Linked DNA regions of Homo sapiens: region 2 is linked to region 1. The links are chromatin loops, found by intact Hi-C in ENCODE. Cell type or tissue: ascending aorta. All regions are shown on one strand.

Region 1 (2,500 bases):
ATAAGTCCCAATTCTGTAAAAATGGCTAAGGAAACTGGAGTTATTAAATTTAAAAAAGAGAAGATTTAGGTAGATACGATAATTTATATTTAAAAGCTATCAAGTGGAAGAGAGATTGGATTTATTTTGTGTAATTCTACAGATACTAATAAAACAAAGACTTGGAACTTTTGAGGAAAGATAGACTTTGATAAGGAAGAATATTCTGGCAGAGCTGTTCACAGTAAAATGGGGAGTGTGAGAAGGTACTGACCTATTTTGTTGCCATATAATGCATTTAAACCTTATCTAGGTAACCATTTGCTAGGTATACTGATGGAAAGATGAACTCCATGCTTGTTTTTTTTTTTGAGCCTTGCTCTGTCGCCCAGGCTGGAGTGCAGTGGCTCCATCTCGGCTCACTGCAAGCTCTGCCTCTCGGTTTCACGCCATTCTCCTGCCTCAGCCTCCCGTGTAGCTGGGACTACAGGCGCCCGCCACCACGTCCGGCTAATTTTTTTGTATTTTACTAGAGACGGGGTTTCACTGTGTTAGCCAGGATGGTCTCGATCTCCTGACCTTGTGATCTGCCCACTTTGGCCTCCTAAAGCGCTGGGATTACAGGCGTGAGCCACGGCACCCGGCCGAACTCCATGCTTTTTAAAGACCTTTACAGGTCTCTGAGTTCTTGTAGTTTAGGAAATCTAGGGACCATTTTCCAAGATCTTAGGGAATCCATGGATCAGATCCTTAAGACAAGATGATATGTCAAAGTCAATAATGGCAGATTCCTCAAAGGATAAATACTCTGTCCACAAATTCTTTGACATTCCTCTCAAAATAGAGGCCAGCCTTAGGGACTCATGTCTAACAGGTGGAATGCAGCGTGCTCCATGATTTGTGAGGCTAGAGAAGGTTAGAGAAGGTGAAATAGCTTTCATCTGACTTTTTCTTGGAACACTCTCCTTTGGAACCCAGCCTGTGTTCATGTCCAGAATTATATTTACTGAGTGACTTTGCCTAAGGCATTTAATTCTCTCAAATTTAGCAGTCACATGGCAAGATCACATGTTGGTATTTCCAGCCACGTCTCCAGCTAAGGTCTCAGCTGAGAGCCAGCATCAACTGCCTGGCATGTGAATGAGTAAGTGAGCCTTTAAATGGTTCTATTATCCAGCCTTTGAGCCACTCCAGCTGGGGCCATTTGGAGCAGAGACAAGATGGCACTATCAAGCCCTGCCAAAATTGCAGGATTGTTCTGTGTTTTAACCATTTTACCTTAGGTGAGGTATGGTGAGGCCAGGCAGAGATCAAGAAAGAGAAGCTGGAAAGAGTTTTACAATTTTGTTACATTCATTGTTCCCTGAGAACACAGTATGCCATGCAGGGCCACTCAGCAGCAGAAGCACTGGGATTGGTGGTGCACAGAGAGAGAGGGGAACTCTGGGAAAGTGCTTTTATTGCACTGTGGGGTTTCTGTGGGAGAAAAAAAGGTGAGATAGGGCAAGTAGGCTTTGGATAGGCCAGTTGAATATTAGGAATAAGTGGGCTGATTGAATTGAGGAATCAGGGGCCTCTGAGGCATAAAGACTGTCCTCAGTTTTCTGGTATGTGGTTCTGAGGTGGTTAGGATGGGTGTACAGTGGCCCAGAACGAGAGAGCCTAATAAGGGAGATGCTTGAAGATGGATATAATTGACTGCTCAAGAAGGGGAACTGACCAGCCTGTAGCCTGAGCCTCAAAACTGGGCTAAGACAGCATTTATAAATCTATAATGCAGTGAGCAAAATAAATATTGGCATCATTTTAAGCCATCACTTTGAGTAGTGTATTATGTATCAATAGATAATTGGAGCTTTCTGACTGTTGGTAGTTGTAGAAACTCACAAGATGAAGAGTCTGTTGTGCTCTTCTAGACATAGAGAGAATGTAATATCCCTGTCAGCTTCTAGGACCCTTCTGGGTCCCTGAGTTAGAGTTCTTCCCTGGATATGATTTACTAAGTCATCACATGGGCCCTAAAGCCTGGCCCAAACTGCGGCTCTTGTGAAGCCCCGAGGATGGGCTTTCTGTAGGTCTTCATGGGACAGCAGTGAGAGAGGAGCTTCCTGGATGTCAGAGAAAGAAGGTCTGTCTTAGCTCACTCTCAAGAGTAAAGGTTTCTGTCTTAGTTTGGGTTCACCTCAATGTAAAGCTTGAGAAATGAATTTGGGTGCTTATAATTTATTTGGGGAGGATCCCAGAAAGCAGTAGTGAGGGTATGAGAAGAGTTAGACAAGGATGGAGGAAAACCCAATGTAAGGGAGTGAAACAAAGACTTGATTCTCCTGGGGTCTTCTGAGAAGCATACTTTGCAGAAGCATCCACCTGTAGGATACGAGTCAGAGACATTTATCTGGCCCCCCTCATTTCCCCGTAGGTTGAAGGCTATCTCTGAGAGCAACCTTTGAACTATGCTTGTCCTTGGTCTGAGCAGGCTTCTATGGCATTGCATCAGAAAAGGCCTTTTGGCAGAAAGCAG
Region 2 (2,500 bases), 220 kb before region 1:
TGCCAGAAGGAATAACCTTAAAAAAAAATAAACCTGCTACTGAGGGCATTGTAGATTATGTTGTATTGTGTAACCCTTACAAGGATGTTGAAAGCAAAACAAAAGCACTCAGAGCTTATGGGTAGGAAAAGTTTGCCTCTTCTAATAAGAAGCACTGTGCTTCATTTTATAATAACTCTCCTTCAACTCATTTATATTTATTTGTACTTCATTTTTATATGACAAAAACAGCTAAATTTTCCAGTGAGTTCCCTCTTTTGCTTTGGCTGCTAGGAATCTTAGTGCAAATTTTGTACCCAGTTCCTATAGCTCTTTTCTTTTCTTTGTCTGAACTTATTTGATTCATAATTTTGCCTTTCCCCCTTTTTATTAACTTTTGTCTTTTATTGTACTAATGGGTTTTTTTGGGTGGTTAGGAGATAGGAGTGGGAGGTAGAATTATATTTTTAAAATTTGGTAGATATTAAATTTGGGGATATTAACTTTAAAAAGAATAATAGGAAAGAGAGAGAGAGAGAGAGAGAGAAAGAGAGTGGGGGAAGAGAGAGAATATGAACAGCTGGATTCCCCACAGCCATTAGCAGGCACTGGACCACTTTAGGCATCCAGGTGACAACTTGTTGACATGGCTGTGAGGTTTGAGTCATTCAGCTCGAACCCTGGCAGGTTCATAGTGTTTAGAGCTTCTTTGGAAAAAGATCTTAGTTGAAGAAAAACAAGGTCTGCCTGACTACAGCTATTATTTGTCTTGGAACTGTGCTCCCTGGCAGCTCCCCACTACCCTGTTGGAAGTGAAGGTGGTGTCAAGGTTTCCATCCTGTCAGCCTCTATTTAGTTTATAACCAACCAAACAAGCCAGAAAGCATTGCTCTGCTTTAAAGTACATCTTCTCTCTCTTTCTTCCCTCCTTCATCTTAAAATAACAGTGCAAATATATTTGCTTGTGGAAACACAATCCAAAATATTCAGCATTCTCCCCACCTCCTGCAAAAAGTATTATTCTTGGGCAAATAAGTTATAAATAATCTATTCCTTAGCTTCTGAAAGGCAATTCCTAAAAACAAAACAAAAATAATGATTAAAATTTTTTTTTAATTTTAACTTTTTTGAGACAGAATCTTACTCTGTCATCCAGGCTAGAGTGAAGTGGTGTGATCTCAGCTCACTGCAACCTCCACCACCTGAGTTCAAGTGATTCTCCTGCCTCAGCCTCCTGAGTAGCTGGGATTACAGGTGTGTGCCGCCATGCCCGGCTAATATTTGTATTTTTAGTAGAGATGGGGTTTCACATTGTCGGCCACGCTTGTCTTGAACTCCTAGCCTCAAGTGATCTCCCCCCTCGGCCTTCCAAAGTGCTGGGATTACAGGCATGAGCCACTGCATCTGGCCCATGATTTTTTAAAAAGAAAAAAAGAGAAAGGCAGTTCCTGTGTCTCATGTGTCAATAATTAAAGTAAAAATGTGTTACATATTTTAGTAGAATTAAAAAATTTCAGTCTTAGTCTGGGCACGGTGGCTCACAACTGTAATCCCAGAACTTTGGGAGGCTGAGGCAGGCCCATTACCTGAGGTCAGGGGTTCAAGACCAGCCTGGCAAACATGGTGAAACTCTGTCTCTATAAAAATACAAAAATTAGCCAGGTGTGGTTGTGTGTACCTGTAAATTCCAGCTACTTGAGAGGCTGAGGCAGGAGAATTGCTTGAGTCCGGGATGCAGAGGTTGCCATGAGCTGAGATCATGCCACTGCACTCCAACCTGGCCGACAGAGTGAGACAACGTCCCAAATTAAAAAAAAAAAAAAGTCAGTCTTAGATGTTGAACATAAACCCAATGGAAAGCTGCGTCCTAAAGTTGAAGTATATCTTAGTGCTTACAAATGTGGCGCTGGAGTCTAACTACCTGGGTTTAAAACTTTGCTCTATCACTTACTAAATGTGACTTTGGGCAAGTTAATCTGCCTTGTTAGTAGTAGCACCTACCTCAAAAGGTTGTAAGTATTAAATGAGATAATATATGTGAAGAACCATGAAGATTGTCTGTTGAAATTAAGGATGCAAATGCCTGCTGCTATTAAGAACTTTTTTTTATATGCACACTTATCCCAGCTTCATCATCTTATAGATAAACTGAAGTTCAACATCTCCACAATCCATCAGTTTACCTCCAAATTGAAACCCCCAAATGGGCCAAGTTCCTAAATGGTCTTATTTTAACTGGGGAAAAAAAGTAAGCAACCAGAATTATTTGTATTTAATTTTTATGACCAATCTTTAGATATTCTTAGAAACATATACAATGACTTATCTTTATTGCTAATTTGCTTTTATAAAGATGGGCATAATACTTGAAAGGATGAACAGATGCCCCATACTCATAATTTGTATGGCACCCCTGGAAGGAGTTGAGGTCCTTGTAAGACACAGTTCAGTGGTGAGACATGGTCATCTTCAATCTTGGTGGTTCATCAGGTTCCATTTACCCCTGAGAGAATGGTTTCCA

Evidence for each region. Peaks named below come from ENCODE experiments on the same cell type or tissue, not always from the same donor. Only the 100,000 strongest peaks of a DNase experiment are listed, where the experiment ranks them.
Region 2: a loop joins it to region 1, with 4 times the contacts of the local background. A loop is called at or near these places in 1 of 110 quality-filtered maps.

Annotation. Positions count from the first base shown.
Region 1 is chr3:20,315,368-20,317,867 of GRCh38, forward strand. No RefSeq gene overlaps it. Among named protein-coding and RNA genes, the nearest start is that of SGO1, 130 kb to the left of the region's middle. In ascending aorta, no CTCF peak of the experiment used is centred here; a DNase peak (open chromatin) is centred at 1,054; H3K27ac peaks cover 2,330 bases.
Region 2 is chr3:20,096,447-20,098,946 of GRCh38, forward strand. The region is part of intron 3 of KAT2B (lysine acetyltransferase 2B); the gene reads left to right. Among named protein-coding and RNA genes, the nearest start is that of MIR3135A, 40 kb to the right of the region's middle. In ascending aorta, no CTCF peak of the experiment used is centred here; no DNase peak of the experiment used is centred here; H3K27ac peaks cover 1,030 bases.